3 separate regions of the Homo sapiens genome follow, and regions 2 and 3 are each linked to region 1. A link is a contact called in ENCODE Hi-C or POLR2A ChIA-PET data. All regions are on one chromosome and are shown on one strand. The core of a region is the stretch at or near the end of the contact, and the rest is flanking DNA. Distances in the headings are between cores, read along the strand shown. Region 1 holds the start of NUP133-DT (NUP133 divergent transcript). Region 2 has its middle 20 kb from the start of ABCB10. Region 3 overlaps TAF5L (TATA-box binding protein associated factor 5 like).

The links. A loop is a pair of places that touch in the nucleus more often than their neighbours do. ChIA-PET counts read pairs that join two places held with the same protein, here RNA polymerase II (POLR2A). Pooled maps may share reads with other maps.
Region 2: a pooled map shows a loop between it and region 1 (2.2-fold over the local background). The contact joins the enhancer-like site here to the promoter of NUP133-DT in region 1. A Hi-C loop is called at or near these places in 2 of 50 pooled maps. POLR2A ChIA-PET finds 5 or more read pairs at or near these places in 6 of 52 experiments (Caco-2, HEK293T, MCF 10A and 3 more).
Region 3: a map of ascending aorta shows a loop between it and region 1 (4-fold over the local background). The contact joins the enhancer-like site here to the promoter of NUP133-DT in region 1. A Hi-C loop is called at or near these places in 2 of 168 maps with a recorded cell type or tissue (ascending aorta and chondrocyte) and 2 of 50 pooled maps. POLR2A ChIA-PET finds 5 or more read pairs at or near these places in 1 of 52 experiments (Caco-2).

What each region holds. Positions count from the first base shown.
Region 1 is chr1:229,507,142-229,511,454 of GRCh38, reverse strand. It overlaps NUP133-DT (NUP133 divergent transcript), which reads right to left and starts at 3,025. Exons shown (of 3, transcript NR_110630.1): 1 at 2,776-3,025; 2 at 1,215-1,331. NUP133 (nucleoporin 133) reads left to right here and starts at 3,114. Exons shown (of 26, transcript NM_018230.3): 1 at 3,114-3,387. The coding sequence starts at 3,206. RefSeq lists silencers at 1,959-2,253, 3,194-3,423 and an enhancer at 3,024-3,143.
Region 2 is chr1:229,576,321-229,581,034 of GRCh38, reverse strand. No RefSeq gene overlaps it. Among named protein-coding and RNA genes, the nearest start is that of ABCB10, 20 kb to the right of the region's middle. Within about 2 kb of position 1,659, at least 16 of the 41 ENCODE cell types and tissues checked have a DNase peak (open chromatin) inside an H3K27ac peak, as active enhancers do.
Region 3 is chr1:229,595,025-229,599,296 of GRCh38, reverse strand. It overlaps TAF5L (TATA-box binding protein associated factor 5 like), which reads left to right. Exons shown (of 5, transcript NM_014409.4): 5 at 4,203-4,272. Among named protein-coding and RNA genes, the nearest start is that of TAF5L, 29 kb to the left of the region's middle. Within about 2 kb of position 1,881, at least 12 of the 41 ENCODE cell types and tissues checked have a DNase peak (open chromatin) inside an H3K27ac peak, as active enhancers do; they include ascending aorta, where a contact is called at or near this core.

The DNA.
Region 1 (4,313 bases), core at 1,776-4,275:
TGTCACCCAGGCTGGAGGGCAGTGGCGCCATCACAGCTCACTGCAACCTCCACCTTCCTGGCTCAAGCAATTCCCCAGCCTCAGCCTCCCACGTAGCTAGGATTACAGGCACACACCACCATGCCCAGCTAATTTTTTTGTATTTTTAGTAGAGATGGGGTTTCATCATGTTAGCCAAACTGGTCTTGAACTCCTGACCTCAGGCAATCCACCTGCCTGGGCCTCCCAAAGTGCTGGAATTACAGGTGTGAGCCACCACGCCTGGCCTTCTCTAGGATCTTATTTGACAGAGCCTACAAGGCCCTTCATGGTCTCTCCTTATTTCTCCAATTCCCTTTACTTTTAGTCTTTCAGGTTGATTTGTTTGTTTAAAGTCTCTGGCTCTAATCCCAGCTACTCAGAAGGCTGAGGCTTGAGGATCACTTAAGACCCGGAGTTTGAGACCAGCCTGGGAAATATAGCAAGACCCCATTTTTTAATTGTATTTTTTTTAGAATTTAAAATAAAATTTCTTGGGGAGACAGGGTCTTGCTATGTTGCCCAGGGGCTGGTCTTGAACTACTAGCCTCAAGCCATCCTCCCACACCTTAGCCTTGCAAGGTGCCGGGATTAGAGACGTGAGCCACTATGCCTGGCCGTGAGACCCCATTTCTAAAAATATATATATAAATAAAAAATAGGCAGGTGTGGTGGTACATGCCCATGGTCCCAACTCAGAGGCTGAGGCAGGAGGATCACTGAAGCCCAGAAGGTTAAGGATGTGGTGAGCTTTGATCACGCCACTGCACTCCAGCCTGAGCAACAGAGTAAGACCCAATCTCTAGAAAAATCATAAAGTAAAATAAGAATAAATAAAGTTCCTAGAATGCACCAAGTCCTTTGCTGCTTCAGGACCTTTGGCCAAGGATCCTCTGCCTGAAACATTCTTCCTCCTATTCTCTTATGCTTCATGTCTCAGGTTAAACGTCCTTTTCTCCCAGAGACCTTTATAGACCTCCATGCAAAAATAGGTAGCCCCAGTGATTCTCTCTCATACACTTTGCTCTTTTATTTCATAGTACACATCTCAGCTTGTAGCTGGATATTTGTGTTCATTTTTTCAGTGTCTGTCTTTCTCATTGGTCTGTAATCTCCATGAGGGTAGGACCCATGGGCTTTGTTTAGTTATAAGCCTTAGCAATTATCACATAGCCTGGCACATGGTAGGTACTCACTAAATCCATAACGAATGGATGACTTTTAGTGCTGTCTGCTTACTATCCTTCAATAGCCATACATTTGGACTCCAGGCAAGTTCTTGCTCAAAGGTGGCTGACAAGTCATTCTAGCTCCTGCAAACAACAGCTTTTACATTAGGATGCTGGGGAAACCACTAACCAGTCCAACAAAGCACAAGAATAAAATTGATCCCACCAATCCTCTCAGACACAACTATTAATACTCTCTATTGCCTATTTCACACCCCTCCTTGTAAGAATGAAACAGGGAGGAAATGCACTGGGCTCTCAGAGCTATAAGACTCAACAAGCTGCCAAGTTGGGTTAGACACCCAGGTGGGAGAAGGAGTAAAGCAGCTAGCCTATGTAACCTTGGCAAGATGACTGCTCAGATGCCACTGGTGCATAGATAGATGACTGGCTTCCCAGGGGAATGTCAACAACTGACACCCACACTGTGGTCTCCCACATGTGAATACGTCAATGTTTACTTAACCATTCCCTTATTTCAACACACGTTGAATGAAAGTCTACTATGTGTCTGTTACTGTGTGCCACAAAGGTAACAAAGTCACTGCTCTTGCTGTCAAGACATTTAAAAGGAAGTACTTGACAGACAATTATGAAAACAAACTATTATGCAGGATAAAAATACAGTCTACACACAGGAGCAGAGAGGACAAAGGATAAGGGGGACCTAATCCTGTGGAAGGTTTCACTGAGAAGGCAGCACAGAACTAACTTGATGCGGAAGGTAGGCGCCTTCTGGACCAACAAGGCAGGGAGTGCATTCCAGGTGAGAGAAACATGGACATGGGCACTGGAGGGAGATTTGGGTTTTTAAGTTCTCGGAATGTGGAGTGCAAGTGGGAAGTGCTGGAAGTACAACACGGACGGAAAAGCCAACCTGACTTAGATCACATAGGACCTTGCAAAGGAGCTTAGCAAATAACCTACTGGCAATGGTCAGCCACTGAAGCATTTACAGGCCCAAGAGCAGCATTACGTTTGCCTTAATTCATTGTGTTGGCAGTGAGAAGATAGAGTGGAGGAAGACTAGACACAGGTAAGGAACCCTCTCCCCATCTCCCCTACTCCCTCCCGCTGGCAGAAGAGGCTACGCAGTGGTTGAGGGAAAGGTAAGTACCAGAACCAGGGCAGAGGCAGTGCAAATGTGTGATCTAGTACAGACACGTAGGACCTTACAACGTATACCATGATCTTAGGGTGGAGGTAGGTGTGAGGGATGACTGCAGATAGAGCTCTTCTCTTTGCCTTGGACAACTGGCCAGTTTTACCAAGCTGGAACAGAGATGGTGGTAGGAGAGGGGTCCTAAAGGAAAACATGAATGCGCTTTTCATAAGTGGATTGTGAGGAGTTCGCAGGACTTCCAGCTGAAATTGTCCCCTAGGGAGCTGAATGATAGGGGTCTGGGGGTTTTGAGCTGGATCCAGGTTAGAGACACGGATTTGTGGCGTCATCAGCGTGGATGAGACTGCGCAAAGTTGAATGGGAAAATGGCAAACCTAGAAAACAACAAATATCACAGTGCGATACCAGTGTCAGCTTTACGGCTTTTCTCCGTCCTCAGCTTGGAATGAGGAACATCTTTCATTTCACAAGAGGTTCAGGAACTACCAGTGTGAAAAGAGGCTACGTTCAAGCTGCTGGAGGGCCAGTTCCACCTAGGCGCAGTCAAGAAGGGCGCCTGGCTTTCCGGCTTCACGTCCCTGGAAGCTCGGCACTGCAGCGGTTCTAGATCTGGGGCCGCCGGCTGCCTTCCCGACCTACCTCGCTGACTGGGCACCGCCCTTAACGTCACGATCCCGCCCCCGCCAGCGCTCCGACCACAACCCGCGGGAGCCATTGCGTTTGACGTCATCATCGCGCGCCATCTCTTCCCTTAGGTGTTTAAGTTCCGCGCGCAGGCCAGGCTGCAACCTGACGGCCAGATCCCTCGCTGTCCTAGTCGCTGCTCCTTGGAGTCATGTTCCCAGCCGCCCCTTCTCCGCGGACCCCGGGTACCGGGTCCCGAAGGGGCCCGCTGGCCGGACTCGGGCCCGGCTCCACGCCCCGGACGGCTAGCAGGAAGGGTCTGCCCCTGGGGTCTGCAGTCAGCTCCCCAGTGCTCTTCTCGCCGGTCGGCCGGCGTAGCTCGCTAAGCTCGCGGTAAGTGATCTCCCTGGTTGGGTCTGGCAACCAACAGCCTCACGGGCCGCAGTGGGCCGGATAGGTTGTTGTCTTTAGAAGCCTTTGGAACCGGGGCGGCGGAATAGAATGCCACAGTATTGGAAAATAGACCTTTTCCACTGCTGCAGGTAGTATCTGCTTCGTTTTGATTATCAGTTGATCAGTTGATTCCCCACTTTGCATTTTTCATGGATACCTTTGTGCAGAAGTGAAGTACAAACTGGATTTGCATCAGTGTTTACCTACTTCCCACCTACTACCCGTGTGATCTGGTGTAAGTCACTCGTGATTTTCTTCATCTGTGAAATGGCGATAATATATCTCACCTGAGCCAGAGGAGTTATTATGAATTGCCACGATGCAGATGTAAGGTGATGGTGATAATGAGGACCTACAACCCTGAAAGATCATTGTTTAATGCCTAACATACCAACTGACATTAATATCTGATGATTGGTAATTAAAGGGTTTCTAGCTACGGAATTTAACTTTCTAGGTAAATTATAAGGAAAAGGCTTTACATAAGTGAGCTAAGAGTACTGTGATAGTTTAGTTACTAAAACTGCTCGTTTGGAGCACCAGTAAAATCATCACACACACACACCCCTCCCCACCCCCAACACACACCATGTTCATAATTAACCTAAAACTTTAGTGTTTCTGCATAGTTTTCTCTGAATTCATCTATAAAAAATGAATTTTTCCCTGCAGGAAACACAAAGTATTGTGTCTTGAAATTATGGTTAAAATTTATCTGTAAAATTTTTCAGTACTTTAAAGGAGAAGTGGTTTTGAAAGAATACACTGTATCTTTGACTTTTTTTGGCATATTTTGAAAAGTTCTTTTCAAAGTGCTGATCTTGTCAGTGTTTTCTATTCCTTTTGCGAAAAGTTGGAGAATAAAA
Region 2 (4,714 bases), core at 410-2,909, 71 kb before region 1:
AAGGATGAATTTATTGGAAGAGGGTCGCAAATATTAACTCAATGCACCAACTTTTGTGTTTTGAATTATTCTTGTTTCTTTTGATGTTTTTTAAAATGAGACTTATGCTCATAAAAGTGTATCCAAAATTTTTTTGAAAGGCAATTTTTAATGCCTACCTACTCCATGCCATAAAATGCTCTTTCTTGATTAAGCCAATATTACTGGATTTATCAATATTTCAAAGTTTGTGACTTTCTATAAAACAAAGTTCAAATCTGAATTAACTCACAGGTTGTTCCGATGGCTCATAAATTTATGTTGGTAAAATACTTTTGCCTCCCAGAATAAAACCAGGCCAGGTGCGGTGGCTGATGCCTGTAATCCCAGAACTTTGGGAGGATTGCTTGAGGCCGTGAGTTCGAGACCAGCCTGGGCAAAATAATGAAACCCTGTCTCTACAAAAAAAAAAAAAGAAAAAAAAAATTAAAAAATAGCCAGACATGGTGGCATGTGCCTATAGTCCCAGCTACTCAGGAGTTAGAAGTGGGAGTAGCATTTGAGCCCAGAAGTTCAAGGCTGCAGTGAGCCATGATTGTGCCACTGCACTCCAGCTTGTGCAACAGAGTGAGACCCTGTCTCTAAAAATAAAATTTAGATTTAAAAAAAGAAGAATAGGCCGGGCGTGGTGGCTCATGCCCGTAAACCCAGCACTTTGGGAGGCTGACTCAGGTGGATCGCCTGAGGTCAGGAGTTCGAGACCAGCCCAGCCATCATGGTGAAACCCTGTCTCTACTAAAAATACAAAAATTAGCTGGGCATGGTGGCAGGCGCCTATGATCTCAGCTACTCAGGAGGCTAAGGCAGGAGAATCATCACTTGAACCTGGGAGGCAGAGGTTGCAGTGAGCCGAGATCACGCCATTGCTCTCCAGCCCAGGCGACAAGAGTGCAACTCCAACTGAAAAAATAATAATAAATAAAACCATAGGTAAGTATAATGAGGGACAAGATACTGTAATTTCTGCTCAAGCTAAGAAGAAAAAGGTAAAGCAATTTGGGGAGATATCAAGCTATAAGTAAATGCCCAGAAACATAGTGTGCTGTACATGTAGTAATCTACTTCATGATCATTACCTTTGTTAAGGGCTCATTATATAAAGGCATAACAGAGAAATCAAAAACAAACAAACAAACCCCATCTCCCAAAAGACAGAAAACTGTCTCCTTAATTAGAAGCATTTCTCTTTAATTATAAACTTTTTTGAATCCTCAAAAAAAAAGTTCATGGATTTTGGTACTATTGAGAACCTGTCACAACCAAAGTTCAGCTCACTCTTCAGAGAGCCCTCTTTATTTCTTATCTTCCTCTCTTTCTCAGCCATTTCCCACATTGTTTTCAAGCTGTATGTCTTTTCTTTCCTGGCTGAGTTCCCAAGTCGTGATCATCGCTTAGTGTCTGACTTGAGACTCTGTTAGGGGTGGGGTCCTGCTGCCTGAAGCACAAAGCATGGCAGGGTCGGGTTCTGGCGTGTGGTTCCCAGCAAGGGCGCTGAAGACAGGCAGCTCTTCCCTGGCATTCTGCCCTAGCACAGAGTGCGCCATAGATCCCATGAATGGCTGTCCTGTGAACAATGAGAGGACAGAAGGGAGCTGTGCAGGCTTCCTTCCAGCTGCAGACGCCAAAGCATACAGAGGGCCTGCTGACTGCAGCTGGGGAGTCCTGAAATGGCCTTGCATTTATGTGAAGTGCTCATCCAAGCTGCGATCCATAACAGGGCCATTATAAGGACACCTGAGATTCTCTCATTTACTGCAGCACAGCCTCTTGCCAGTGTCTCTCATCCCGCTCTGCTGAGCTCTGAGCAATATTTAAATGAATTGGAGGCAGGCCAGGAGTTATTTTCCCTTCCCCTTTTCTCTATTTTCTGACTTCTTCTCTCAGGGCTTTCTGTTCTCATGACACAGTTTTTACAGCCAAAGGTCAGTACATTTCTTTTCAAAAGTCCCGTAGATCCGCCTTGCTCCTGGCATCCTTTCACCTTCTTATGAATGATGAAGGTGAAATAGAAAAGGTGAACCTTTGGAGAAGGAGGAAACACAATTTCTCCCCTGCGCTGCCAGACACTTCCTTTCATTTCTTTGCTGCCACACCGTGGCAGCAGATTTGCCCTTAGATTACAATCAATGTGAAGCTAAAACAAAGCTATAGTCAAATGCTAATAGATTCTTGGGCTCTGGGACATTTTCAGAGGGAGGGTGGGAGTAGACACAAGAAGAAATCAGGGTCTGGGCATGGTGGCTCACGCCTGTAATCCTAGGAATTTGGGAGGCCGAGGCGGGCGGATCACCTGAGGTCAGGGGTTCGAGACCAGCCTGGGCAACATGGCGAAACCCCACCTCCACTAAAAAAGTACAAAAATTAGCCAGGCATGGTGGTGCATGCCTGTAATCCCAGCTACTTGGGAGGCTGAGACAGAAGAATCGCTTGAAAACCCAGGAGGCGAAGGTTGCAGTGAGCTGAGATTATGCCACTGCACTCCAGCCTGGGTAACAGAGTGAGACTGAAGAAAGAGAAAGAAAGAAAAAGAAAAAGAGAAAGAAAGAAAAAAAGAAAGAAAGAAAGAAAGAAAGAAAGAGAGAAAGAGAAAAAGAGGGAGGGAGGGAAGGAAGGAAGCGAAGGAAGGACGGAAGGAAAAGAAAGAGGAAGGAAGGAAGGGAGGAAGGGAGGAAGGAAAGAGAAAGAAAAAGAAAAAAAGAAAGAAAGAGAAAGAAAGAAAAAAGAAAGAAAAGAGAAGAAAGGAAGGAAGGAGAAAAAGAAATCAGGGAATAATAAAAACTACCACTTGTAAAAATATATATTGTGTGCCAGGCATTGTGCTAGATACCAGAGATTCATTGATCAGTTAGGTAGAGGTGGTGTTCACCTGATAACTCCATTTTTCAGTGAATAGATGCCTTGCTCATAGTGGGGACTCAACATCATTGAATGGAAATGTTTGCTAGTAGGTTGAACATCAGCAATGTTTGCTCTAGATTCTCCTGCTTGTGTGTGCAATAGTTTAAGAAATTCCTTTGGACAGTAATACCATGGATCTAGCCTCTTAATGAAGAATACCCAAAGTACTCCTGGCAGAGAAACTGGCAATCACTTTGGGTGGTGGAGCATAGCCTCCTACCTCTAGATTCAGTGTTCTGCAAATTCAAAGAGGAGAGTGTTTTTTTGTTTGTTTTGTTTTGTTTGAGATGGAGTCTCTGTTGCCCAGGCTGGGGTTCAGTGGTGCGATCTCGGCTCACTGCAACCTCTGCCTCTCCCGAGTTCAAGCGATTCTCCTGCCTCAGCCTCCCTAGTAGCTGGAATTACAGGCACCCACCACTACGCCCGGCTAATTTTTGTATTTTTAGTAGAGACGGGGTTTCACCATGTTGGCCAGGTTGGTCTCAAGCTGCTGACCTCAGGTCATCCGCCCACCTCAGCCTCCCAGAGTGCTGGGATTATAGGCGTGAGCCGCCGCACCCGGCAAGAGGAGAGTGTTTAAGTGCAGTTCAGAAACTATGAGCGAATATAAAATGCTGTTACACTTAGCACTACTTCAACTAAGCCCTCTAATTGCTCCTAGATGGCACCCACTTCAGGAAGAAGTTATGAGGCCTATTTGATGGAGAGTGAATATCACACATCCAGATTTGTTCAATTGGTACCTCCATTTTTCAGTTAACAGAGAGGCTGACCTTGCACATGATAGCTACTCAGACATCTGTTAAATTGAAATGTTTGCTAAGCCTGCCTGATAAATTGTTTTGATTTGGGTTTTGCTATTTCTTGATAAATATGCCCAACAGTTTAACAAATCCCCATTAACATTAATGCCCTGGATCTAGACTAATAAGAATAAACAAATTTCCTCTCTCTCTTAAACTGAATTTCTTTAAAACGTTGCTCAAAATCAAGTTTTATGGCAAATTTCATCACTTAGTCTGAAACTTAAATCTTATTTTTGTCATGTTTTATGTGATCTGATCAGATGATATGGCCCCAAACAAAGCCATAACATCAGCTTGGCCAACTATTTTCCTTAATCACTCTTGTAGCGCTTTAAGACCACATTGTTGGCCGGGCACGGTGGCTCACACCCATAATCCCAGTACTTTGGGAGGCCGAGGCAGGCAGATCACCTGAGGTCAGGAGTTCAAGACCAGCCTGACCAACATGGAGAAACCTCGTCTCTACTAAAAACACAAAATTAGCCGGGCGTGGTGGCGCTTGCCTATAATCCCAGCTACTCGGGAGGCTGAGACAGAAGAATCACTTGAACCCAGGAGGCGGAGGTTGTGGTGAGCCGAGATCGTGCTATTGCACTCCAGCCTGGGCAACAAGAGCGAAACTCCATCTCAAAAAAAAAAGGAAGAAAAAAGAAAAACACACATCTTATAGTGGAGATATTTGCCATGTTTTTCTGCCTTTTTGTGAGCCTGACATAATCAGTGAGGAAGTAGCCAACCTTTCCAGGTATTTGAATGTTCTAGGGCCTCAAGGAATCCATTTATTAAATTGTAAACCCCCTAACTCAAGCTACAGCTCCCAAAAAGGCAGGAGGGTGGGTGGGAAGAGCAAGGTCCTCACTGCAGAGCAGCTTGGGGCAGCACTGTGACTGACAGCACATGTCTGGAGTCAGACCCATCTACATCCCAGGGCCATGAACTACTTGAGCAAACCATGTATGATTTCTGTGCCT
Region 3 (4,272 bases), core at 632-3,131, 89 kb before region 1:
ATCTCAGTTTAAAAAAAAAAACAGGATAACAGTAACCAAAATCTTCTATGTAAGCTTAAAATTTTCTCTGTTAATTATGCCAAATAAAACTGAATTCACAGCACTGTCCTGTAGCTTCTGTTGTCTCCCACTTAAAGATCATCTAGGTTAACCTTTGGAAAGGTGTTAAGTGACATAGCAGTCCCTTGCTTTTTACCTTGGTATGAGCAGCCCTCCTCCTGTTTCAGACACTGAGATGAAGAGTGAAACCTTCATTCTCCATCTTTTGTTCTATATGAAATGGAGATAGAAATGATATCTGGCTGGGTGCGGTGGCTCACGCCTGTAATCTCAGCACTTTGGGAGGCCGAGGCAGGTGGATCACAAGGTCAGGAGTTCAAGACCAGCCTGGCCAAGATGGTGAAACCCCATCTCTATGAAAAATACAAAAATTAGCTGGGCGTGGTGGCAGACACCTGTAATCCCAGCAACTCAGGAGGCTGAGGCAGGAGAATCACTTGAACCCAGGCAGCAGGGGTTGCAGTGAGCTGAGACCGCGCCACTGCACTCCAGCCTGGGCGATAGAGTGAGATTCTGTCTCAAAAAAAAAGAAAAAAAAAAAAAAAAGAGATATCCAACCCTTACCCCTGTTGATTGATACCTATGTATTTTTAATATTTGAGCAACATGGCAAAACCACAGAGATACCAAACCAAGGATTTGCTCTTCTTTCTTTTCAGCTGTGTGTATGCAGCTACCCTTATCACTACCAGCACCCGCCTCCTTAACTCAGCAGTAAAACAGCTGTGTGCAATTCATTTATATGTCTGGTGGTTTTGCCCCCAATCTGGTCTTCTTTAGGTTTGAAAAGTAAAGAAGGCAATATTAGCAGCAATACTCAATTCTATAATCTGTGTATCAAATTGTCATTTAGATTAATGCTATCCAATGGGAATATGATGTGAGCCATATAGTAATTTAAATTTTTCTAGTAGCCACATCTAAAAAGGTTAAAAATTTGTTAATTTTAATGATGTATTTCATTCAAACTAATATGAACAAATTATTTCAGCATGTAAGCAATATAAAAAATCATTCATGAAACCTGTTACATACATCTCTTTTGGTCCTAAGTTTTAGAAATCTGATATGTATTTTACATGAACAGCACATGTCAATTCATGCTAGCCAGTATCCAACTTTTCTGTTCTAGTTCAGGCTGCTGTCATCTCCCACGTAGATAGCAGTGATTCACTTGCTTCCAAGTCTAATACACTCACAAGTCCAGCCAAATTTAATGTCTTCCTGTTCCACTGACAGCTAATTAGAGAATAGATGGAGGCTAAATTCCAGACCCCAAGAAAGGACCCCTGGTCTGGGGGAAACGTGAGTGTGAGCTCTGAGGTAGTTGGAGCCTCAGAGTCCAGGAGCAGACGGCCATAACAAATCTGAGGTTTTAGGGACTCCATAGTCCAGAGCAGGGGCAGCAAACTACAGCACAAGGGTGCATGAGATGATACTTGATCTCTTTATGTTTATTTTTCTTGTTAAATTTCTATTTCATGTGTGTTTCATAATGTATATAATAAGATTTATTATTACATGAATATGCTTTACAAATTAAACATTTCTATTTGGGATGCATACCCAATTACTGTGGAGTATTCAGGCTGAATCGTAGGGTATGGTATTATCCTGTCGGCAGGAGAGAGAAGTGAAAACCCATGGCGTTGGGCCCTTGTAAATCAGCTGCTCGACCGTGCTGAGGCCCGTGTGGGACTGGTTGAGCCACACAGAAAATGTGGCTGGGTTATTTTAAGCTGTGGTCCTGGCAGAGGGCTGACAGTGATAGCCAACAGGAACATTCTGGTTTCTCCATTCCTTGGTCTACAGAGTCAGCTGGACACGTTTCCACCAGCCTGGGACAATCATCAAGATCCCTGGGGAGCACCAGCTGGACTCCCAGCCCATGCTCCTAGCCCATGCACCTTCATCTCCAATTGTGATGCCTTCACCACTGAGGAGGTGAAGGCCACTTCCATAGCTTCTTGTTCCAAATGAAGACCACTTACACCTCAGAGGCAGTAACATGTCCTTTAATTCACAGTTAACTTTCACAGGATCTTTGTTTAATTCATCTGGTGTCATTTTTGTTCCCACAGTCTTTATATAAACTTTCTGGTGTAGAGCAGTGAGTCATTCTTGAAATTTTAAAGTGTTGTTGTAACTTCTTTGGAAAGGAAAATTACTAATATTCTTGGTAGCACTCAGTAGACCCTTAAGCTCCCAAATACTTAATGTATTTTTAATGTTGAGTGTTTGGAATAGCCATTGTGAATATTCATGGACATCAGTGTTTATTTTCTCTCAACTTTTTCTTAAATATGTACACATGGGAGGCATTCATTTTATTTTGAATTTAACTATTTTCAAGTAGAAAAAAAAGGTGCCCTTTTCTTATACAAGAACCTAAGGCTGCCACAATGAACCAACAAAGCTGACTGGTTTGGGGATCTTCATCATACTCCTTTCTTCTGGTGTTTAATTAAAACCCATTTTAATTGATGAATTCTGGGACAGAAGAGACAGCTGTAGTTTTGAGGAGTTTATCTATGTGGGAATAAAGGGAAATGAATTTTGAAAACAGATGGTATACTTGTGGGGAGAGGACCAGGAAAGAGGACTCTTTCTGAGTACCATTAGTTGCCGTCTTTTCTGTCGTCACACACAGGAAATTATTTCGAAGAATCACATGAATCGCTTGGCTTTGCTTCAAGCACTTCTGAATCCACACCTTGTTTTGTTACGTTGGGGGAGATGTTTTTTGAGACCCTCCAGAAAGTCACTTTAAAAACTTCATTCTTATTTATTTTGAAACACTAAGCAGTTTGTGGCTGGTCACTAGGCAGGGGGAGCTGTGATTTACTAGTAACTGTACCTTTCTAGCTTAGTGTTAATTCTTAAACATCCAGGTTTTATTTTGGCTAAACTCCTCTGATAGTTCTGGGTTTTGTTTGTGTTTGTTTTTGTTTTGGGTTTTTTTGGGCACAGGGTCTTGCTCTGTCCCCCAGGCTGGAGTGCAGTGGTGCCATCACAGTTCACTGCAACTTCAACTTCCCAGGCTCAAGTGAGCCTCCTACCTTAGCCTCCCAAGTGTCTGGGACCACAGGCATGCGCCACCATGCCCAGCTAATTTTTTAAATTTTTTTGGTAAAGAATCTCCCTATGTTTCCCAGGCTGGTCTCCCAACTCCTTAGCTCCAGTGATCCTCCTGCCTTGGCCTCCCAAACTGTTGGGATTACAGTGCGAGCCACCATGCCTGAACCAATGGTTGTGTGTTAATCTTGAAGTGAGGCTGGGCGCGGTGGCTCATGCCTATAATTCCAGCACTTTGGGAGGCCAAGGCGGGCGGATCACCTGAGGTCGGGAGTTCAAGACCAGCCTGACCGACATGGAGAAACCCCATCTCTACTAAAAATACAAAATTAGCCAGGCGTGGTGGCACATGCCTGTAATCCCAGCTACTTGGGATGCTGAGGCAGGAGAATCGCTTGACCCCAGGAGTCGGAGGTTGTGGTGAGCCGAGATCACACCATTGCACTCCAGCCTGGGCAACAAGAGCGAAACTCCATCTGAAAAAAAAAAATCTTGAAGTGATACCACATCTGCCTTCATGTGTCGCTGTGTCCATCATTAACCCCCATCATGGGAGTAAGGAACATGTCAGGACTTAACGAAATGTTGTTGTCAGTTAAATGGAGTAAAAACAGCAGTATGGCTTATAAAGCAGCTAAAACTGATGGATGAAGGCAATGCCCATAGAATAGAACAATCTAAGAGCCTCACGTAAATTCAAAAGTAAATATTTTCAAATGGCACACATCAGAATTAACCATACAAGCTATCCTCAATCAAAGGGTAAGGTCCACAGTCATTACTCTGTAATGGCCTTGCATTTCTGTATCTTTTAATCTGATATAGTCTGAGCTGCAAGGTGAATTTAAGGGGAGCAATTTGTAAGTCGTAAGAGACTTTTATTCAGTTATGAGTTATCTTCCTGGGGTAGCGTTCAAGGGCAAGGCCACTGTCATTTGCTGGATAGATGCTATTTCCCAAGCAGTCTCAGTTCTCTACTTTTTTTTCTCCTGGACTTGTTTTCCTTGTCAGACCACTGAACATTTTTTGTGTGTGTTTCTTTTCCCACCCCACCCCACTGTTCCCAGGATGATGAGGATGATAATGCAGGCACGGAGATGAAGATACTGCGGGGCCACTGCGGACCAGTGTACAGCA